3 separate regions of the Homo sapiens genome follow, and all the other regions are linked to region 2. A link is an interaction called in ENCODE POLR2A ChIA-PET data of the cell type or tissue named here. Cell type or tissue: GM12878. All regions are shown on one strand.

The links. Peaks named below come from ENCODE experiments on the same cell type or tissue, not always from the same donor. Only the 100,000 strongest peaks of a DNase experiment are listed, where the experiment ranks them.
Region 1: POLR2A ChIA-PET joins it to region 2 with 6 read pairs; 4 of 35 experiments call an interaction of 5 or more read pairs at or near these places.
Region 3: POLR2A ChIA-PET joins it to region 2 with 10 read pairs; 1 of 35 experiments calls an interaction of 5 or more read pairs at or near these places.

The regions. Positions count from the first base shown.
Region 1 is chr14:63,473,301-63,481,300 of GRCh38, reverse strand. The region is part of intron 2 of PPP2R5E (protein phosphatase 2 regulatory subunit B'epsilon); the gene reads left to right. LOC124903414 (U6 spliceosomal RNA) reads right to left here and starts at 3,527; the gene lies at 3,421-3,527. It also overlaps the pseudogene LOC124900352. RefSeq lists an enhancer at 2,180-2,319. In GM12878, no CTCF peak of the experiment used is centred here; DNase peaks (open chromatin) are centred at 2,630 and 3,100; H3K4me3 peaks cover 1,176 bases; H3K27ac peaks cover 2,808 bases.
Region 2 is chr14:63,744,260-63,752,259 of GRCh38, reverse strand. No RefSeq gene overlaps it. Among named protein-coding and RNA genes, the nearest start is that of SGPP1, 20 kb to the right of the region's middle. RefSeq lists an enhancer at 5,749-6,178. In GM12878, CTCF peaks have their summits at 3,148 and 6,339; DNase peaks (open chromatin) are centred at 3,249 and 5,959; H3K4me3 peaks cover 945 bases; H3K27ac peaks cover 3,214 bases.
Region 3 is chr14:63,968,344-63,976,343 of GRCh38, reverse strand. The region is part of intron 11 of SYNE2 (spectrin repeat containing nuclear envelope protein 2); the gene reads right to left. Among named protein-coding and RNA genes, the nearest start is that of SYNE2, 120 kb to the right of the region's middle. In GM12878, no CTCF peak of the experiment used is centred here; a DNase peak (open chromatin) is centred at 3,771; H3K4me3 peaks cover 344 bases; H3K27ac peaks cover 1,314 bases.

The DNA of each region.
Region 1 (8,000 bases), 270 kb after region 2:
GGTCTCGAACTCCTGACCTCAGGTGATTCACCCGCCTCGGCCTCCCAAAGTGTTGGGATTACAGGTGTGAGCCACCACACCCGGCCAATTCTATTTCATACTTTTCTTTTTTATTGTGATAGAGCACTGACAAATCCTAATTATATAAATAAGAGATAGGAATGGGAAGTGTTCTGTTATTGCAGCATCACTCAGTCCCTTGAACTGTTTCTGAGTTATGTGTCAAAAATCAATCTACCACCAAAAATTATTTTTGATGACAATTGGTTAGATCCTCCTTCAGTATTGTTGAAAGCAGATAAACTACTAGATTTGCAAAAGAATTTGTTTTCCAGTTGCTATTTTCTTAACACTCAAACCGACCCTTTGTTTGGTGACAGGGAGGGAAGTGAGCTGTGCTAAGGTTTGGGATCAGTGAGCAGGTGTGTTTCTCCTTTTAATGTGAGAGAAGGAAGATTTTGAAAGGGAAGCTGAAAAAGAAGAATTTGCAGTGTCATTGCAGACAAGATTTCAGGCTGGTGGTTTTAGGATGAAATACATAAAAAAATGGAGTCTGGCCAGGCACAGTGGCTCATGCCTGTAATCCCGGCACTTTGAGAGGCTGAGAAAGGAGGATCGCTTGAGACTAGGAGTTCGAGACCAGCCTGTGCAAGAAAGTGAGTCCCTATGTCTACCAAAAATTGAAAAAATAGCAGGGCATGGTGGCTTGTGCCTGTAGTCCCAGCTTCTTGGGAGGTTGAGGTGGGAGGTTTCCTTGAGCCCAGGAGTTGGAGGCTGCATTGAACTATGATCACTCTACTGCACTTCAGCCTGGGTAACAGAGTAAGACCCCAACTGTTTTTTTTGAGACAGGGTCTCGCTCTGTTGCCTAGACTGGAGTGCAGTGGTGTGATCTCGGTTCACTGCAGCCTCTGCCTCCCAGATTCAAGCAATTCTCCCACCTCAGCCTCCCGAGTAGCTGGGATTACAGGCACACCAACACACCTGGCTAATTTTTGTATTTTTAGTAGAGACAGAGTTTCACCATGTTGGCCAGGCTGGTCCTGAACTCCTGGCCTCCCATGATCTACCCTCCTTGGCCTCCCAAAGTGCTGGGATTACAGGCATGAGCCACCACACCTGGCCGAGACCCCAACTCTTAAGAAAAAGAAAATTGAGGCTGTGGAAATGAATTTCCTTAAAATTATCTGTGGAGTAAGATTGGTAAAAGGTTGGTAATTTTTGATCCTGGGTGATGAGTATGTGAAGGTTTATTATACTGTCCTTTCTACTTTTGAGTATATTTTAATATTTATATTACAAAAAGGAAAAACAAAGCAAAAATTCTTTGTGGAAAGTTTTACTATGTATGCATTCAAATTTGAGTAGCGACCTTTGGTGCCTTAACACTGTTAGTCTGAGTGTTAACAAAATAAGGCATTCTTTTAGGTTGAACCAGATGAAATTTCCAATATTTGACCATCTTGATGTATAAAACTGGCACTTGCATATGGTTTAACCTAATCTTTTATTGCATATATTAGTTCTTCCCTCTCCATCAGTTTCATTTCACTAACTGGGATTCAGTGAGAATTTTTTTTTAGGTTCTCCCATTCTCAGAGATCATCCTTTTCAGTTAAGATTTGTTGAAAAGAATTTTAGTTTGTTGTCAGTATGGTGTTAGGTGCTACATAGACTGAGTTAAACAGGCAGCCACTTCTTACCTTTATTGTACTAAAGACTTAAGTTATGTTTTGTTCAGTGTCTGTTCTAAGTGTAGACAAACAAACCAGTCAGTTCATTTAGCAAGGTGCCAAGTGAACGGAGCTAGAATATTTAGGGACAGGCAGGTGAAGCTTTCACCTGAATAGTACCTGAGAAGTTGGCTTTATTTATTTTTTTTACTGTAAATGTGTGAGGTAGAAAAACAAGGCTGTCCAGCACGTGGCAGTTCTGAGGATGATCCTTGAGGGGTGATGTCTGCCTCCAGTCTTCGCTGAGGAGAAAAGCACCCCTCCTCCCCCACCCACAGCACCATGGGAGAGAGGCCCTGGAAGTTGACTTTATATAGAAGTTAATCTTCCAGAGAGCTCAGAGTGTATCTCTGTGTGTTTTCATCTTTATTATGAAATCTGGGAATAACAGACTGGAGATAGGTATTGTTCTTAATGATTTTTTTCTTTCTTTCTTTTTTTGAAACAGTCTCACTCTGTCACCCATGTTGGAGTGCAGTGGCATGATCTCAGCTCACTGCAACCTCCTTCTCCTGGGTTCAAGCATTTCTCATGCCTCAGACTCCTGAGTAGCTGGGACTACAGGCGTCCACCACCATACCTGGCTAATTTTTTTTTGGATTTTTAGTACAAGATGGGGGTTTCACCATATTGGCCAGGCTGGTCTCGAACTCCTGGCCTCAAGTGATCTGCCTGCCTCAGGCTCCCAAAGTGCTGGGATTACAGGCATGAGCCACCGTACCCGGCCAATGATTTCTTTATTGAGAAGGAGATTGGCATCTAGAGAAGTTAAGTGACTTAATCTCCTCTCAGGGTAAGTCAGCATTGGAGCCAGGTTCTCATGGTTTCTCAGTGTGTACTTCATATCCTAGATTAGTGGTTCTCAGAGCATGCTTTGGGGATCCCCAAAGGTTCCTGAGACCTTTTCAGGGGTCTGTGAGGTCAAAACTAATTTTATAGTAATACTTAAGACATTATATGTTTTTCCCTCTCCCATGACCGTGTTTTCCAGAATCTGCATTACCTGTACTGTTGCAGGAAATTGAAGCAAAAGTGGGTTTTGAGAATCCAGTTGCTTTCTATTAAGCCAGATGTTAAAGAGATGTATAAAAGTGTAAAATGGTGCCACTTTTCTCACTCATTTTTTTGAGGAAAATGTGGTTTAAAGTAGTTTAAAAAATATTTACAATTGTATTGAAATGAATTAATAAATATTAAAAATTTTCCCATTTTTAATTTTAATGTGGTAAATATTGGTAGATATAATCCATATTTTTAAAAAGCTCTTTGAGATCCTGAGTAATTGTGAAACCAAAAGTTTCACTGAGACCTCTGGGTTTCAGTTTCACCGTTCTCAAAAAGAGGCCAGATGTTAGGTTGCAGAGGACCACAAGTTGTCATTCGATGTGTCCCAAGTCATTTGAAAATAGTCTGTTTTCAGTTCTACAGGATAGATATCCACATCATAAAAACCTTTATTCAATTTGCCCTTCCTTGGTTTCTTATATGTAGTTTAAGCAGGTGACCAAGTATTAACTGAAGCTATGTCATTTTTATTTCCCCATTTGAAGTAGAAAAGCAGCCTCAAGTGAATATTTGAAGGATCTCCAAGCTGAATTGTTTGTCCATGTTTTGTGTAAGAGCAATATCAGTTGGACTTCATTGTTTCTCTCGTGGATTTTTGGATTTGTAGTTTCAGTATACATTTAAAAATTTTATATATATATATTTAAATTTTTTTCTCTTAAAAGAGGTCATGCTAATCTTCTCTGTATCATTCCAGTTTTAGTATATATGCTGCTGAAGTGATAGCACTTCAGTGTACATTTTTATTAAGAGCTTTTTCAGTAAGATCCTGTATTGTATAGATAAGAGAACCTTAACCTTATGGCTGCCTTATACTTTTCTTTGAAAAGGTTTAAGGACCTTCCTTAAAATGAGTATTTGCATTTATTTGGCAATTAAGTTTTATAGGCAATATATCTAATTTGTTTTTCCCTTTTTTTTCTTATTCCCTCTTCTCCTCTCCTTCCCATCTCCTTTCTCCATTACTGCTTTTTTTCTCTTCTCCCCTCCCCTCTTTTAATTGCCATTATGACCTTGGGTGAAATACTTAGTCTCTATGTATCTTGGATTCTCCATTTGTAATGTGTGATGTTGTGAAATAATTTCTGTAAACCACATAGAACATTGCCTGGCTGACTATCAAGGATCAATAAATGTTAGCTGCAATTTTTGTTGTTGTTATCATTAAAGCAGGTTGGCAGTTCCTGGAATGTATTGAGTACTCAATAAATGGTGGTTATTTATATTATTTAATATTACTACATTGCACATTTGCTTTTAGATGGTCTATTGAGTTTGGCTGAGGCAGATGTATAGTAGGTGTAGTAGTAGTATTATATGCTGTCTTAATTTTTTAATGAGAATGGTTTTCTTTTTTTACGAAATGATGCAGATGCTGATACTCTATGGCTGTAATCCAAATATTTAGTAGGTATTGTGGCCTTTATAAGCCTACTCCTGAGAACAGCCCACTAATTAAATGGGAGGTGTGGAGATTTGGTCCTTGTAAATCACCATTTAGAAATGGAGATGTATTGGATTCATATTTTGTGTGTGTGTACGTTTGTAGTAAAGTCATAAAACAGACTCTACTACTCTACAGTCTAAGTGCTTCCTCTTGTTCTTAGTTTTCAGCTGTTAGTGGACACTAGTCAGGTATAATAAAGTAGCTTCTTATTCAGTTAAGTTTGTGTTAAATATGTGATCCTATCTGTGAATGTCATGAATAAGTAATTTATAGATGATTTTATGATTACTAATTGTTAATGGATCTAAAGGCCTTAAAAATCTAAGGATAGAAGAACAGTGATCACCAGCAGTATAGGGTTCTCTGTGCTGGTAATACATCCATATAGTAGGGCATTGAATGCCTAAAAACTACTAATCATTGATTGATTAATAAAACTATTAGTTGGGTGGACAGTAGAGTCTGATTTAGAAGTCAGAGTATGGTATGTGATATTTGAACTGATTGAGCAGGGATTTGAAGCCTCCTTATTAAAGGATATGTTATTAATAATATAAACTTTAGCGGAAGGAGGAGTGGTCTTTTTGTAGCCTATAAGATATGTACTTGAATATAATCTCTGTTACTGAAATATACTTTTGAGCAAAGCATTTATCTTTGGTGAATTTGGGTTTTTCAATTGCAAAGTGAGTATCAAACCTAGCCAGCTTAGCTCACTGGGTTGGTAGGATCATTAAATGAAATAACTCATTTTGATCCAGTGTTGTGCCTTCCATGAGAACAACAACAACAACAAAAAGCAAAAGGGGGGGAAAAAGAAGAAGAAATAATACATTTTGAGAAAGCTTGAAAAACTCGAGCATTATACAGGTTTAAGTTAGCATTCTTCCTACTTTCAAATGTGAGGGCATTGTTTGTGGAATATTCTGACTCCAGCTTGTGTTAATGCTTTTACTTTTTTTGTTGTTGTTTAGGTTTATCAATGACAGATAGAAGATTTAAGTATCATAATCCTCTATTTTTATGGCCATGAATTGAAATGAAGAATGTATGTATTCATGTTTGAATATATAGACATGCATACAATAGCAGTGCTGTTCATGACACTGTAGTTAAGCATTTGTCAGAGTTTCCACTGTAAACTTCCCTTTGAATGTTTTTTCATTTTAGCTTGGCTTTCCTGTGGGTTAAAATTATAGGGCCTGAATATTTTTGGATGGAAACTTTTTCCTTCTTTTTAATAGGGCATGAATGCATGCTATTTAAAAAAACTATCTTATGTTTTTTAATATTTTATCATAAAAGTTTTAAAAGCCACTTCTAGGCAGTGTTTTTCTGTAAATCATTAAGTGTGTTAAATGTTGTGACTTCATACCTATAAACAGTTCTTCTTTGCCTTTGTAGTTTTTCCTCCAAAAATTGTTAGTCTTCAATGTATTATCTAAATGAAAGATTATAAATAATTTTTGTAAACTAATTGTAATATATAAAAAAACAGTGATATATTGAACATCTGGATATCCATCCCAAGTTAAGAAAAAGTAAACTGCCTAGAATTTATAAGCTTCCTTAGACTTTCATCACTAAAAGTGTTCATTGGTCTTTGATTTAAGTATTTGTAAAGTGTGTTGGAAACAGGCCAGGACTTAGACTGCCCCTTTATATCCAGACACCCCCTTCTAATGGATGTCATGTGGTACGTGTGTTCTGGTTTCACGTGACGGATTGGGTGACTCCGTGACCCAAGATCATCCCATCTATAGGCAAGATATAATGTGGCCCAGAGCTTCTACCCAACAGAGAAGAGAGTGAAATGCTGTTCCAGCAGAACCTTTCTCTAGGGAAGTTTGAATTTGATAAAGAGTTGACGAAGGCAGGAATAGATGCTGAAAGACCCAAGAAAAAGAAGCAAAGAAGTGATAAGCCATGTTGATAGGGCAGGGAGGGTGAGGTGTGGGTTGATCTGCCTTGATCATCGCTTCACTGAAATTACTCTTGTCAGGGCCACCTGCATGTCACATGTCTCTCAGCAACGTTGGACACTTGTCCACATTTTCCTTGTAGAAACATACTCTTCTTTGGCTTCTGTGACCCTGCTCAGGTTTTCCTTTTGCCTCTGGCTGTTTCTTCTCATTCTCTTAGCTGGCTCTTCCTCCTCTACTCAACTTGTAAGTGTTGGGTTTCTTCAGAGCTCCTTCTGCTTCACTTTCTGCACTCTTGCCGTAGGTGAGTTCATCCGGCCTATTGGCTTTAAGACCACTTATATATTACCATTTATATGTTGTTGGTGTCCACATTTCTTTTCTTCCTTTTTTTCCCCCAAATATGACATTTCTTTTGCTTTTCTTCTTCTTGTTTTTTTTTTTTTTTTTTTTTTTTTTTGAGATGGGGTATCACTCTATTGCCCAGGCTGGAGTACAGTGGTGCAGTTGTGGTTCACTGCAGCCTCGACCTCCCTGGGCTCAAGCCATCCTCCCATCTCAGCCTCCCGAGTAGCTGGGATTATAGGAGCACACCACTGCGCCCAGCTGAGGTGCCCACATTTCTATCTCCACCTCACTCTTTTCAGACTTTGGTCTTGTATATACAATACATTTCCATGTATATGTCTTATAAACATCTCTAATGTAACACATTGTCAGTGTAACACTTGATTTCCCCCACCAAACTATTTCTTCCCTCTTTTACTTGCTGACTCCTCTGTTCACCCAGGTGCTCAAACCAGACAACCCGGCTCCCACCCACTGAACGTGGAGAAGTGGGGCAAGTGCCAAGAGTCACCTTTGATCCCTCTCTGTCTGTTAGTCACTTTTCACCTCTGTATTCTCCCCCCAGAGTAGTTTCTATCAGCAAGCACAATTGATTCTACCAATTCTTCTTCCAGTAAATTATCTCTAATTTGTCCACTTTGTCTCCAATCCTTCCCACGATTCTGTAACAGTTGCCTCCTATGTAGCTGTAGTCTCCTAACTGGTGTCCCTGTTTCTTATCTTGCCTCTTTTCCATTCATTCAACTCATTGTGACCAGAGTGATCTTTTTAACAATACAAATCATATGAATGTCTCTCCCTCAGGTTTTAATAATACAAACCATGTGCTCACTCCAACTTTAATACTGTCATGATTCTTTACTGAATCCGGAATTAAATCCAGGTTCCTTCTCTTTACCTTTCACTATTTTCTTTTCACCTTGGCTTTTCTATTGCAATTTTTCTGACATCACTAATTAGAATTTAATGTTAAAGTCAAATGCATGTGGGTTAAAACTCCCAAGTTTCTAAAAACTTTAAGAGACTTGATTTTCTCTCTCCATGTCATCCCCTTTTCCTGTTACTCTTCTTCATTTAATAAAATCCACACCAAAACCAAATTACAATTAGCCCTGTCTCAGCCTCTTGAGTCTGATTGCATCAGACATTTCTCAGACTTCCTAGAGAGCTGTTTTGGTTGTTTCATTAGCATTTAGAGGCATTTCTTTAAAATTACGGAAGGTTTTACTCTTGTATATCTTTAGTACACTGTTAGCACTGGGAAATGTCTCAGAGCTTTACTTCTTGTTTTTGCGGGCACTTCATCATCTTGGTTCTCTGTCCCTTCCTATCCTGAGTTTTCTGCCTCATTGTTGAGTTTTCTTTAGCTTGTCTCTAGCTGCCCCATGGTTCCATTTTTAACCTTCTGTTCTTCGTTTTCCCCTTACTCAGTCATTGAGCTTATCTGTTCCTTTGATTTCAACTTTCACCTTTATGGGAAAACTC
Region 2 (8,000 bases):
CATTTATGAAAATGTATTACTATGTATTACATTTATGAAAATGTATTACTGGTATTCTTGGTAATTCAATGTATAAATGTATTTCATTTAACTTTTTCAGTTAAATATATTTTTTGAAGCAAATGTATTATAAAGCACCCACTTTTAAAAATCTAGCTCTCCCTCTCCCTCTCCCTCTCCCTCTCCCCACGGTCTCCCTCTCCCTCTCTTTCCACGGTCTCCCTCTGATGCTGAGCCAAAGCTGGACTGTACTGCTGCCATCTCGGCTCACTGCAACCTCCCTGCCTGATTCTCCTGCCTCAGCCTGCCGAGTGCCTGCGATTGCAGGCGCGTGCCGCCACGCCTGACTGGTTTTCGTATTTTTTTGGTGGAGACCGGGTTTCGCTGTGTTGGCCGGGCTGGTCTCCAGCTCCTAACCGCGAGTGATCTGCCAGCCTCGGCCTCCCGAGGTGCCGGGATTGCAGACGGAGTCTGGTTCACTCAGTGCTCAATGTTGCCCAGGCTGGAGTGCAGTGGCGTGATCTCGGCTCGCTACAACCTCCACCTCCCAGCCGCCTGACTTGGCCTCCCAGAGTGCCGAGATTGCATCCTCTGCCCGGCCGCCACCCCGTCTGGGAAGTGAGGAGCGTCTCTGCCTGGCCGCCCATCGTCTGGGATGTGAGGAGCCCCTCTGCCCGGCTGCCCAGTCTGGGAAGTGAGGAGTGCCTCTTCCCGGCCGCCATCCCATCTAGGAAGTGAGGAGCGTCTCAGCCCGGCCGCCCATCGTCTGAGATGCGGGGAGCGCCTCTGCCCCGCCGCCCCGTCTAGGATGTGAGGAGCGCCTCTGCCCGGCCGCGACCCCGTCTGAGAAGTGAGGAGCCCCTCCGCCCGGCAGCCGCCCCGTCTGAGAAGTAAGGAGCCCCTCCGCCCGGCAGCCACCCCGTCTGGGAAGTGAGGAGCCCCTCCGCCCGGCAGCCACCCCGTCTGGGAAGTGAGGAGCCCCTCCGCCCGGCAGCCACCTCATCCGGGAGGGAGGTGGGGGGTCAGCCCCCGCCCGGCCAGCCGCCCCGTCCGGGAGGGAGGTGGGGGGTCAGGCCCCGCCCGGCCAGCCGCTCCGTCCGGGAGGGAGGTGGGGGGTCAGCCCCCGCCCGGCCAGCCGCCCCGTCCGGGAGGGAGGTGGGGGTCAGTCCCCGCCCGGCCAGCCGCCCCGTCCGGGAGGGAGGTGGGGGGCCCGCCTCTGCCCGGCCGCCGCCCCGTCCGGGAGGTGGGGGGGCCCCTCTGCCCGGCGGCCCCTTCTGGGAAGTGAGGAGCCCCTCTGCCCGGCCACCACCCCGTCTGGGAGGTGTGCCCAACAGCTCATTGAGAACGGGCCATGATGACGATGGCAGTTTTGTGGAATAGAAAAGGGGGAAAGGGTGGGGAAAGGATAGAGAAGTCAGAAAAAAAAAAAAAAGAAAAATCTAAAGTGGCTGAAATTAGTGGTAAAGTAAAACGATAGAAACAATTGGAATTATGAAGTTAAGAGATTATTCTGGTCATTGTGGATAGTAAGTAGAAATGGTATGAATTTATAGCACTCATAATTTATACATGAAAATAAATAATCAAGTTTACCAAATCAAAACAATACGAAAAAGAAGAAAAAAAACAATAGTAACCTGTTATTGAAGTAATATCACACTTCTCGATATGTACATATTCTTGCTTGTGGATATGATGTCTGTCTCTTGATTTGATGGTTAAAATAATCAGCTTTTGGCCAGGTGTAGTGGCTCACGCCTGTAATCCCAGCACGTTGGGAGGCTGAGGTGGGAGAATCACTTGAGCTCAGGAGTTTGTGATCAGTCTGGGCAACATAGCGGGACCCCATCCCTACAAATAAGAAAAATAGGCTGGGCACAGTGGAGCATGCCTGTAATCCCAGCACTTTGGGAGACCAAGGCAGGAAGATCCCTTGAGCTCAGGAGTTTGAGACCAGCCTGGGCAATATGGCCAAACCCTGTTTCTATTTAAAAATACAAAAAGAAAATTAGCCAGGCATGGTGGCACATACCTATAGTCCCAGCTACTCAGGAGGATCACTTGAGTCCAGGTGGTTGAGGCAGCAGTGAGCTGTAACGGTGCCATTGTACTCCAGCCTGGGCAACAGAGCAAGACCCTCCCTCAAAAAAACAAACAAAAAAATAAGTAAAAAATACAAAAAAATTAAAAATGTTCTTACTAAAAGATATTAAAGGGCCAGGCATGGTGGCTTATGCCTGTAATCCCAGCACTTTAGGAGGCTGAGGTGGGCAGATCACCTGATGTCAGGAGTTGGAGAACAGCCTGACCAATATGGAGAAACCTCATCTCTACTAAAAATACAAAATTAGCCAGGCGTGGTGGCGGGCACCTGTAATCCCAGCTACTCAGGAGGCTGAGGCAGGAGAACTGCTTGAACCCGGGAGGTGGAGGTGGCAGTGAGCCATGATAGAGATCATGCCATTGCACTCCAGCCTGGGCAACAAGAGCGAAACTCCGTCTCAAAAAAAAAAAAAAAAAAAAAAAGATATTAAACAAAATTTTGTTTTAAAAATCCAGGTGAGGTTTCTTACTAAAAGTTATTCAATAAAATAAATAAAATTAGCCATGTGTGGTGGTGAAGTGGCATCCTTATCTGGGGCAAATACCCGCTGTTACTCGTCTTGCGTCAAGAAGATTAAGGACATGAACACACACAAGGAGTTTAGGAGCAGAGGTTTAATAGGCAAAGAAAGGCCGGGAGCAGTGGCTCACGCCTGTAATCCCAGCACTTTGGGAGGCCGAGGTGTGGATCACGAGGTCGGGAGATCGAGACCATCCTGGCTAACATGGTGAAACCCCGTCTCTACTAAAAATACAAAATTTTAGCCGGGCGTGGTGGCAGGCGCCTGTAGTCCCAGCTACTCCGGAGGCTGAGGCAGGAGAATGGCCTGAACCCGGGAGGCGGAGCTTGCAGTGAGCCGAGATCGCACCACTGCCCTCCAGCCTGGGCGGCAGAGCGAGACTCCGTCTCAAAAATAAAAATAAATAAATAAATAAATAGATAAAGAAAGAGAAAGGAGAACAGCTCTGTCTCTTGCAAGAGACAGGAGCCCCCGAATGGGAATTCTGGGCTGGAATGGGAGTGCACCGGATTTTATAGGCAGGCTGAAGGAGGCAGTGTCCGATTTACATAACCACAGATTGGTTATACCAGGTGTGATGTTTACATAGAGCATGGGGAAGGCTGGCCAATGCACCCTAATCTTATTATGCAAATGGACTTTCCACTTGGCCGGCGCCGTGTTGTCCGCTCCTTGCTGCACACGTGACTGGCAAAGAGAAGGGAACATGGAGCCACTGTTCTGAACATGCCTAGTCCCCGGTAGCCTTTTCCTATTGGCACAGCTGCTGGCATTCACCTGTGCAAGCTTCTAGCTTGCTTGTCTATGTCTGCAGCTCAATTTTACAGGCTGCTGTTTGTTAGAAAAGAAAATTATTTTGGGGCTGCCTTTTTTTTTTTTTTTTTTTTTTTTGAGATGGAGTTTTGCCCTTATTGCCTGGGCTGGAGTGCAGTGGTGCAATCTCGTCTCACTTCAACCTCAGCCTCCCGGGTTCAAGCGATTCTCCTACCTCAGCCTCCGGAGTAGCTGGGATTACAGGCATGTGCCACCAAGCCTGGCCAAGTTTTTGTATTTTTAGTAGAGACGGGTTTTCTCCACATTGGTCAGGCTGGTCTCAAACCCCCGACCTCAGATGATCCGCCCGCCTCGGCCTCCCAGAGTGCTGGGATTACAAGTGTGAGCCACCGCGCCCGGCAGGGCTGCTTTTCATTAAAAGGAAAACCTTACGGAGGACTTCCTTACCCCCATTATCTGCCTAAATAATTCCTTTTTAACTCCTGCATCAGTGGTGCACACCTGTGGTTCCAATTACTTGGGAGGCTGAGGTAGGAGGATTACTTGGGCCCAAGAGCTCATGGCTGCAGCTGAGACTCTGTCTCAAAAAAAAAAAAAAAACAAAAAAAAGAAGAAGAAGAAAAAAATAACATCTTTTTCTAGTCTTAAGTTGAGAAACCTCTAAGGTTGCTTCCCCTTGTTATCCTAAGTTAGTAACATTAAAACTACAGTTTTCAAACTGCTGATTTGAAGCATATCTTCCGTTTGCATAACCTAAGTTCTTCTACTTGCGGTATACTTTTCAGCAACAATTTTAGCATATGGCAACCACTTCTGTTCCATAAACGTAAAAATACTAGAGTCCTTGTCCTATCACTGAATGTGGGTGTGTCAGAGTGAATGATGACACCTGGGTGTTGAAATGAAACTCAAATAGTGTTGCCATTGACACCCAAAGAATACTAACACTTTTATTCCTTAATGGGAATCTGAGTAGAAAATAATGCCATTTTATTTGATAATGTTGAACTTAACCTGAAGGTTAGGAAATCCCTTCATCTTTTTGTGTTCTAAAAAAATAGCTACTCCCCCATATGAGTTAGATAAGACTCAGGGATGCCTACCTTGTTTAGCTATGACAGTGCCAGACACAGGCTGTCCAAATCTCCATTCCTCTCCTCACAAATAACTAGCTGAAATGTTTTGTCCTCACTGTATCAACAGAAACAAAAAGTGTTTATTTCAGCCTGGCCAACATGGTGAACCCCCCCGTCTCTCCTAAAAATACAAAAATTAGCCAGGCATGATGGCACGCCTGTAATCTCAGCTACTCTGGAGGCTGAGACAGGAGAATCACTTGAACCTGGGAGGTGGAGGCTGCAGTGAGCCAAGATTGTGCCACTGCACTCCAGCATGAGCAACATTGCAAGACTCCGGCTCAAAAAAAAAAAAAAAAAAAAAAAAGGTTTTTTAACCACACTTTGGTTAAGGTTCTTTTTTTCCTTCCCCCAGGACCCTGACCAGCAGAAAGCCACTCCTTAAAGGCACTCGCTGAGGATAGGAGGCCTTCAGGGTAAAGCATTATCTGACCTACTCTCCCATCAGTCCACCCTTTATCCCACCTTCCCATACCTGGTTCTTTCTAGCCTAGTTCTTTCTCTAAAAGAAAAACCCTTTTTGCCTAACTTTTGAAAACTTACCTGTCTTAAGGTCACATGTTTCTATTGCAATGCTGTTGGCCCTTTGTATCCGCGAGTTCTGCATTCGGGGATTGAACCAAACACGGATCAGAAATGTTTAAAAAATACAAAATAACAATGCAGCGATAAAAATAATGCAAATTTAAAAACCAAGCCCGGGTGCAGTGGCTCACATCTGTAATCCCAGCCCTTTGGGAGACTGAGGTGGGCAGATCACCTGAGGTCAGGAGTTTGAGACCAGCCTGGCCAACATGGTGAAACCCCGTCTCTAACTAAAAATACAAAAAAATTAGCTGGGTGTGGTGGCACGCCTGTAATCCCAGCTACTCAGGAGGCTGAGGCAGGAGAATCACTTGAACCCAGGAGGTGGAGGTTGCAGTGAGCCAAGACCATGCCACTGCCCTCCAGCCTGGGCAAAAAAGCAAGACTCCATCTCAAAAACAAATAAACAAGCAAACAAACAAAAAACTAACAGCTATTTTCATAGCATTTCCATTGTATTCGGCATTATAGTAAACGAGCAATGGTTTAAAGTACATGAGGATGTGTGTAAGTTATATGTGAATACTACACCATTTTATATCACAGACTTCAGCATCTGCAGCTTTTAGTGTGAAACCAACTTTTTCAAAACTATGACAGTAAGAGAAATCTGACATAGTCGACTCAATCTTGCTTCTGACACCAAGGTCGCCTCCTGGACATGGGCCAAGCTAACTTCGAGAAGAATTTGGTTTATACTTTAACTTGAAAGCAAGGACAGTAGTAATCCTTCCCCTAAAACTAACGCCCTCCTTGCTCAGGGACCAAAACCTACCTTTGTAAGACTAATGAAAGGCCACAAGAATAGGATCATGGGAGGGGCTTGAACTCTGCTATGCTTGAACTCTGCTAAAATGTAGGCGTAGTTTCCAACCCCCTGCTGCTCAGGAGTCACGTGGCCAGAGGTCACAAGATTTGTGACTTCCCCAATTGCTCCTATAGATAACATCACTACTGTAGAACCTCAGATTGGTTTTATTTTTAGATGTTTTTCAGACGGACCCCACCTGTACTTGTGACTCATGACTCAACTGCTCCTGTGGCCCTATCCAGAGGTGGACTCAGTGCATGAGGACAGTGTTCCTTACACCTATGATTTCATCCACAACAAGTCAGCAGCACCCATTCCCTAGCCCCCACTGCCCACCAAATTGTCCATAAAAACCACAGCCTCTGAGCCTTCTGAGAGACTGACTGATTTGAGTGGTAACTCCAGTTTTTTCCCATATGGGTCAGCCTTGTGTCAATTATATTCTTTCTCTACTGCACTGCTGCAGTCTCAGTGAATTGATTTTGTCTGTGCAGTGGGCGATTACAAGGTATGAGGGCAGTTGGGAGGGGGTACTGGAACCAATCCCCCATGGATACTGAGGGAGGACTGCAGCAGTCCTCTCCCCACCATAATAATTCTGTTGGATTTGGTTTTTAGTTGGCATAGTCTATCTTTGTATGTAGAATTCTAAAAATTGATTTTATATTATTTTATTCTAACAGGAGATATTTTCTGAATACCCTACCTCTGCCTCTCCTATCCCTTGCCACTCCTCTTGTTCAGGACCTTAATAACCTCATCTTTCCCCATTACATTACTATCTAGATTCCTCAGCTCCCATCTTAGTTAATTTCTCCTTCCTTCCTCCCTTCCTCCCTCCCTCCTTCCTTCCTTCCTTCCTCTCTCTTTCTTTCTTTCTCTCTTTTTCTTTCTCTCTCTCTTCTCTCTCCTCTCTCTCTTCTCTTTCTTTCTTTTTTTTTCTTGTTGCTCAGGCTACAGTGCAATGGTGCGATCTCGGCTCACTGCAACCTTCACCTACTGAGTTCAAGCAATTCTCCTGCCTCAGCCTCCCAAGTAGCTGAGATTACAGACGTCTGCCACCACGCCTGGCTAATTTTTGTATTTTTAGTAGAGATGGGGTTTCACCATATTGGCCAGGCTGGTCTGGAACTCCTAACCTCAGGTGATCCTCCCTCCTCGGCCTCCCAAAGTGTTGGGATTACAGGGGTGAGCCACCGCACCTGGCCTAATTTTTCTTATTACTAGCAAATTAGTCTTCCTAAAGATTACTATTCCAATCCCAGCATTCTTTTGTCCTCTTTTTGTTCCTTTTTGTAGCTCTCTGTTGCCAAAGAATAAAGTACAATTTTGTAGCATCGATTTTAAATTTTTCCACAGTGAGGTTTAACCTCATCTCTTCATTCTCTAATGAACACTTTCAGCTGTTTTAAAAACCTACAAACCTACCTAGCTATTTCTAGTCTCACCATTGTTACCCTAATTAACAGAGGCTCTCTAAACAAAAATTATATTTATTTGGGAATAGGACATTGCAATGTGCCATAGTAAATGATGCATATTCAAGGAGGTAAAGGAAGACAAACTTTTTGTTTGTTTGTTTGTTTTGTTTTGTTTTTAACACAGCTGTGCTTGGAAAAGGTTTTTGTTCTTAATTTTTTAAATTTATTTTATTTTGAGATGGGGTGCCACTCTGTCACCCAGGCTGGAGCGTAGTGGTGTGATCTCGCCTCCCTGCAACCTCTGCCTCCTGAGCTCAAGCAATTCTCCCATCTCAGCCTCTTGAGTAACTGAGACCACAGATGCTCACCACCATGTCTGGCTAATTTTTTTGTATTTTGGTAGAGATGGGGTTTCACCATGTTGCCCAGACTGGTCTCGAACTCCTGAGCTCAAGCCATCCATTTGCCTCGGCTCCGCAAAATGCTGGGATTACAGGCATGAGCCATCATGCCTGGCTGTTTTGTTTTGATTTATTTTATTTTGAGACAGAGTCTCACTCTGTCGCCCAGGCTGGAGTGCAATGGCATAATCTCAGCTCACTGCAACCTCTGTCTCCTGGGTTCAAGTGATTCTCCTGCCTCAGCCTCT
Region 3 (8,000 bases), 220 kb before region 2:
GGAAAAGAAGGCATAAGAAAAAACAAACGTTTTGATAAATCCACAATAAGATATGGAGGAAATTCAAAAGATTAAAAGCACACCTCTAAGCAAGGATAGACTAACCTACTGAATGACCATCATTTGAAATGCCGTATGTCCTTGTGTGCTCTGACACTACATCTTTCATACAGATTTATAACTTCTTCCCTCTCTAGCCCTAACTGTATATCCACATGACATATCTCTACCATATCTCCCGAATATCTGTCCTTCACGAAAGCACCACCCATCCCCAAATCCAAGTACATCTCCTCCTTCTTCAGCCTCCCACCACTCCCTGCATGCACAAGCATGTGAGAAACACACTCTGACTGCTTGCTTCTCCAAATACTCGCTGTACTCTTGTGTCTTCATTCTCACTGCCCCTGCTACCTGGATGTCCCCCCGGCAAGCGCTGACAAAACTCACTCACACGTTCATTCATTTACTCATTGGCCAAACATTTATGAACAACCTATTGTGCTAAGAGCTGGAGATAAAGATACAGAAAGCTTCTGGTGTGGAGAAGGACCATGTGATGGTTACCCATCATTTAATGCTATGCAGCAGTTAGGCGAAAATTAGATGCTCAAATGCCAACATGGAAGCACCTTAAAATACACTGTGTTCAAAAATAAAAAGAAACAACATATAATCTGAAGGGTACACAACTTAAAAATACATGTACAGGTTGGGTGCAGTAGCTCACAACTATAAACCCAGCACCTCAAGAAGCCAAGGCAGGCGGATCAGTTGAGCACAGGAGTTCAAGACCAGCTTGGGCAACATGGGAAAAACCCCATCTCTACTAAAAATACAAAAATTAGCCAGGAGTGGTGGTGCACACCTATAGTCTCAGCTACTCAAGAGACTGAGGTGGGAGGATCACTTGAGCCCAGGAGGTCAAGGCTACAGTGAGCCATGATCATGCCACTGCACTCCAGCCTGGATGACAGAGTAAGACCCTGTCTCAAAAACAAAACAAAATAATACACATAAATTCAATCTATATTATGCAAAAACATAAAACGAAAAGAAACACATTAAAGATATCAAAATTGTGGCTCAAGGAGAAAGGAGAATGGAAAGAAGGTGAGTATAAAAGGAAATCAACACACAATTAAGCAAATGAATAAAAACAAGAGCAGGGCCCTGCCCAGCTCCATGTGTCGTGTATGAATGGAAGAGCAATTTAATACAACCCCCTATGTCAGAGTGTAAACCAGATAAATAAAAGCCACAGCTCTTGCCTGAACCACCTATCCAGAGAAGCAGCCAAGAACATGGTTACAGGAAAGTGTGTTAAGTGACGTCACAGAGCCAGGCAGGCGGAGGTTGCAGTGAGCCAAGATCGCACCACTGTACTCCAGCCTGGGCGACAGAGTGAGACCCTGTCTCAAGATACATATATATATATATATATATATATACACACACACACACACACACACACACACACACACACACACATGTACACACACACACACGTCTATATACATATGTATATACATATATACACATATATACACATATATATACACACATATATATATACACACACACGTATATACATATATATATGTATATGTATATATATGTATGCTGGCATGGTGGATCATGTCTGTAGTCCCAGCTACCTAGGAGGCTGAAATAGGAGAATCGCTGGAACCCAGGAGGTGGAGGCTGCAGTGAGCCAAGATCACACCAGTGCACTCCAGCCTGGGCAACAGAGCGAGACTCCATCTCAAAAAAAAGAATGTGACTTTTTACACAAACTTACTGCTGTACAGTTTGAATGTTTATCTCCTCTGAATCTCATGTTTAAGTTTGATACCCAGTATCGGGGCTGGGCCTAACAGGAGCTGAGTTCCCATGAGTGCTGGTTGCTGAAAAGAGTCTGGCACCTCCTTTCTCTCTCTGTCTCTCTCGCTCTCGCTTCCTCTCTTGCCATGTGATTTCTATACAAAAGCTCCCCTTTGCCTTCCACTATGAATGGAAGTAGCCTAAGGCCCTCACCAGAAGCAGATGCTGGTGCCACGCTTCTTGTACAGAAGCAGAAACGTGAGCCAAATAAGCCTCTTTTCATTTATTTGATACTCATATGAAGATCAATCACAAATTAAAATTTGTTTCACTCAACTTTCTCTAATGAAAAGTCCTGGTCTTAAGTCTGTATTTTATCTTTCTGTTACCCAGTCTAATTCTACTAAATGCACTGTTTTTATTGTTTGAGGTTTTTAAAATTATTATTTTATTGTAGAGACAAGGTCTCACTATGTTGCCCAGGCTGGTCTTGAACTCCTGGCCTCAAGCAATCCTCCTGCCTTGGCCTCCCAAACTGCTGGGATTGCAGGCATGAGCCCAGTTGAGTTCTATTGTTTTTTAAACAGGCAAAAATTTGTATATTAGAGAGATTACTTCAACATTAATTCATTCAAAAACATTTATGGGGTACCCATCATATGCAAAAGCAAATATCTAAAAGATATTTAACCAAGTACCCAGGTATACAAAATGAGGACAAAGCTGGGTTCCTTTAAGGCAGTCAAATGGAACTGTGCATAAAATGAAAGCATTAGATGTTACAGTTTTTCCATTTTGTTTTGCTTGTTTTTATCTTGCAAGTTTAATTTTCTCAAAAGGCATATGGCAAAGATAATTCTACAACCTTTTTTTTTTTTTTTTTTTTTTGAGATGGACTCTCGGTGTGTTACCCAGGCTGGAGTGTAGTGCTGCAATCTTGGCTCACTGCAACCTCCACCTCCCAGGTTCAAGCAATTCTCCTGCCTCAGCCTCTCCAGTTGCTGGGATTACAGGCACACACCACCACACCTGGCTAATTTTTGTGTTTTTAGTAGAGACGAGGTTTCACCATGTTGACCAGGCTGGTCTCGAACTCCTGACCTCAGGTGATCCGCCCGCCTCGGCCTCCCAAAGTGCTGGGATTACAGGCGTGAGCCACTGCACCTGGCCAATTCTACAATCGTAAATCATTAACTATTTGCCATTATGTCTCCAGATAAAAGAAAAATGAAAAAAGTTATTTCTTTATCGTAAATTTTTTTTCTTTTTGTTTTGAGACGGAGTCTCACTCTGTCTCCCAGGCTAGATACATATCTCGGCTCACTGAAACCTCCGCCTACCAGGTGCAAGCGATTCTCCTGACAGCCTCCTGAGTAGCTGGGATTACAGGTGTGTGCCACCATGCTTGGCTAATTTTTGTATTTTTAGTAGAGACAGGGATGTGCCATGTTGGCCAGGGCTAGTCTTGAACTCCTGACGTCAACTGATCTGCCTGCCTCAGCCTCCCAAAGTGCTGGGATTACAGTCACGAGCCACTGCGCCCAGCCATTTTTGTGACTTTTCAAATAAACAAGTTAGCATGTACTTTTAGTGTGTCTAATTACTTGTACATTTGCCAAAAGATAAAACAGAAATTTGATAAATAATTGAGTTAAAGAGAGGCTAAGAGCAATACCTCTAGTTCAACTATTATTCTTTGCACAACCAAAAGACAGCTGCATATATTTTGAATTAAACCAAACCTGTTTTTTCCGACTGAGGGCTACACTCAATATTTATACAGCAGGCAGAAGACGAAGAACAGAAGGCAATGTTTACCTTTCGTTCCTCTTCTTTCTCACTTAACACTTCCCTTCTGCAGTAATTACTTTTTGATTTGGCTGAAAATTTATGTAAGATCTTAACAGGTCAAAATAACATAATGTTGCTATTTTCTACAGTAGGCTCAGTATGAAACCATTTACTATGATACTCTGAGAAATCTCTGTTCTCAAACTATTGAACCAGAAACTGCATACATGGTTTCAACTTTTATGTCCTCAATGACTTTAAAATTAGCAATGTCTCATTTTGCCACACCAAGAAACTGAGCTGCAGTTTACCTGACTGAGGAATGGATTTTCAAGCTATTACCAAATTTACAGTACTTAATCTTGTAAAATAGTTCTTTTTATGGTTTTTCTCATTATTTGGGCAATTTTTCCATATTTCACAAAATCAGGCCAGGTCTCTGTGGCCTGGAACAGCCTGAGCTATATAGACAATATCTTCTTCATTGCCTTCCACTTTGTGAGGACCTGTCACGGACAGGTCTTATCCTTCACAAGAGTCCGTTTCAAAGCGGTGATCAGAATAGAAACTGACAATGCAATAAGCACCACACTGATGGGAAGATTCTAGGAGCTCCAAGTTCTTCAAAATTAGGTTGTCTAAAAGAGTGGCTCTTTTAAGCCACTGGACTGCTATTTAATACACTTAGTAAATGGTGTGGAAAATGTATTCTGAAAACAGGCTGCCACTCCTGACAGCCAAGCAAAGGGTCAGCAAACTTTTCCTGTGAAGAGCCAGATTAAGTATCTTTGACTTGTGGACCACACAGTTCCTGTCATAACTCTATAAATGTATTAAAAATCATTTCATTATCCATTTAAAAATGAGATGTTACATAAATTATTCCTCAATAAAGTCATTTTTTTAATGAAGGCAAAATAAAGACATATGTAGAGATCAAAGAAAACTAGGTGAATTTGTCACTCACAGCCCTGTATTGTAAAGTAAGTGAAAGGAAGTTTTCAGGCTGAAGGGAACTGAGCTCAATAGAAACTCAGATCTCTAGAAAGAAATTAAGAACATGGGAAATACCTAGATAAATATAAAAGATTAATTTTTTCATTTAATTTCCTTAAAATATATGGTTGTTTAGAGCAAAAAAAAAAAAAATGATAACATGGTCCTGAGGATTTTAAGACATACATTACATGTGTCATGTATATTTATATATAAAACCACTATAGCATAAATAATGGGAGATGGATCAATTTGCTTGCAGGATTTCTACATGTTACAAAAAGTTGTACAATAACTTAGATATTGTACAACTCTAAGGGTGGGTGTGGTGGCTCACATCTGTAATCCCAGCACTTCAGTAGGCCAAGGCGAGTGGATACCTTGAGCCCAGGAGTTCAAGACCAGCCTGGGCAACATAGTGAAACCCCTTCTCTGCAAAAAAATACAAAAGAAATTAAGTGTGCATGGTGATGCATGCCTGTTGTCCCAGCTACTCAGAAAGCTGAGGTGGGAGGATTGACTGAGCTCGGGAAGCAGAGGTTGCAGTTAGCCGTGATCAAGCCACTGCACTCCAGCCTGGACGACAAAGACCCTGTCTCAAAAAAAAAAAAACCAAAAAACCTCTAAGTAGACTGTAAAAATTTTATAATGTATATTATAATCCCTAGAGCAACCACTAAAAACATGATAGGAAGAAGTAGAGCCAAGTCAATAAACAAATTAAAATGGAATTCTTAAAAAACGTATGATCCAAAACCAGGCAAAAAAGGGAGAAACGGGGGCCAGGCACAGTGGCTCATGTCTGTAATACCAGCACTTTGGGAGGTCAAGGCAGGCAGATCACTTGAGGTCAGGAGTTCGAGACCAGCCTGGCCAACATGGTGAAACTCTGTCTCTAATAAAAATACAAAAATTAGCCAGGCATGGTGGCGGATGCCTATAATCCCAGCTACTCGGTAGGCTGAGGCAGGAGAATCGCTCGAACCCGGAGGCAGAGGTTGTAATGAGCCATGATCATACCATTGCACTCCAGCCCAGGAGACAGAGAGAGACTATATCTCAAAAAAAAAAAAAAAAAAAAGAAAAAAGAAAAGAAAAAAGACAGAAAGGAAGAAACAGAGATAGAAAAAGCAGAGAGAATAAACAAAACAAAGAGTTAAATGATATACCTAAATTGAACTATTTCAACAATTATACTAAGTGGACTAAGCACTACAATTAAAAGAGAGGGGATAGGCTAGGCACAGTGGTTCATGCCTGTAATCCCAACACTTTGGGAGGCCCAAAATTCTAATTCAGGGGCATTGCTTGAAGCCAGGAGTTCATGACCAGTATGGGCAACATGGCAAAACTCCATCTCTACAAAAAATTTAAAACTTTGAAAGGTGTGATGGCACACACCAGTTGTCTCAGCTACTTGGGAGGCTGAGACAGGCGGATGGCTTGAGCCTAGGAGGCTGAGGCTGCAGTAAGCCATGATTGTGCTGGTGCACTCTAGTCTGGACAACAGAGTGAGATTCGATCTCAAAAAAAAAAGACAGGGATTGGCAGAGTAGGTAAGAAAGCAAGATACAACGGTGTCATTTATAGAGATACACTTTGAATATAAAGACTCCAAATAGATGAAAAGTACATGAAGGAAAAAGATGTACTATACAGTCAGCATAGAAGACTGGAATGACTATACTGGTATAAGATTAAGTATAATATTACTAGATGTCAAGAAAAACAGTATTATTAAAGATAAGCAGGAATATTTCATAATGGTAGAAGTCCTCAGGAAGACAAAGTAATCATAAGCATGTACACACAATGACAATGTTTTAAAATACACGAAGCAAAATTTGACAGCATTGAAGACAGATTCCCACAGATTTTAATACTCCTCTCTCAGCAAAATATAATAGAATTGGACAAAACATCAGTCAAGACACAGATAATGTGAACATTATATGTGAAAATTATCAACCACCTTATATTAATTAATATTTGTAATTTGGAAGCAACGTAATCGCCCATCAACAGATGAATGGATAAAGAAAACGTGGTACATATACACAATGGAGTACTATTCAGCCATAAAAAAAATAAGGGCCGGGCACAGTGGCTCATGCCTGTAATCCTAGCACTTTGGGAGGCCGAGGCGGGTGGATCACGAGGTCAGGAGATTGAGATCATCATGGCTAAAACAGTGAAACTCCGTCTCTATTAAAAATACAAAAAATTAGCTGGGCGTGGTGGGATGCACCTGTAGTCCCAGCTACTCGGGAGGCTGAGGCAAAGAATCACTTGAATCCAGGAGGTGGAGGGGTTGCAGTGAGCCGAGATTGCACCCCTGCACTCCAGCATGGCGACAGAACAAGACCCCATCTCAAAAAAAAAAAAAAAAAAAAAAAATTAGCCAGGCATGGTGGCATGCACCTGTAATCCCAGCTATTCAGGAGCTGAGGCAGAAGAATCTCTTGAACTCAGGAGTCAGAGTTTGCAATGAGCTGAGATCACACCATTGCACTCTAGCCTGGGCAACGGAGCAAGACTCCATCTCAAAAAAAAAAAAAAAAAAGAATGAGATTCTGTCATTTGCAACAATGTGGATGGAAGTGGAAGTCACTATGTCAAGTGAAATAAGCTAGGCACAGAAAGACAAATATCACATGTTCTTACTTATTTGTGGAATCTAAAAATCAAAACAGTTTAACTCATGGAGACAGACAGTAGAAGGATGATTACCAGAGGCTGGGAAGGGCAGTAAGGGGAAATGGAGATGGTTAATGGGTACAAAAAAATAGAAAGAACAAATAAGACCTACTATTTGATAGCACAACACGGTGACTACAGTCAATAATAACTTAATTGTACATTTTAAAATAACTTGAAGAGTGTAACTGGATTGTTTGTACATCAAAGGATAAATGCTGGAGGAAATGGATATCCCATTCTCCAAGATGTGTTTATTTCACATTGCATGCCTGTACCAAAATATCTCAGGTACCCCATAAATATATACACCTACTATGTACCCATAAAAATTAAAAATTGAATTTTTTTAAAAGTTAACATTTATAGAATATTATACCCAATGACTGCAGAATATGTGTTCTTTTCAAGTGCACAAAGTTATGTACCATATGCTGGGCCATAAACCATGTCTCAATAAATTGAAAAGGACTGAAATTATACAGATATATTCAGACACACATGCACAAATTCATCCTTACTCTCTGTGGGTTTGTTCCTACTTCTTTCAAGCATCTACTGATATTGATACATGATAGTAGAGAAGCCGCCACAGGTCAATCAAAATATAGATAATCTACTGTGGCAAACCAAGAACTGATAGCAAATATATCAAGCTTGGATAAGCTTGCGTTTTCTCTAAGCAGAATGCA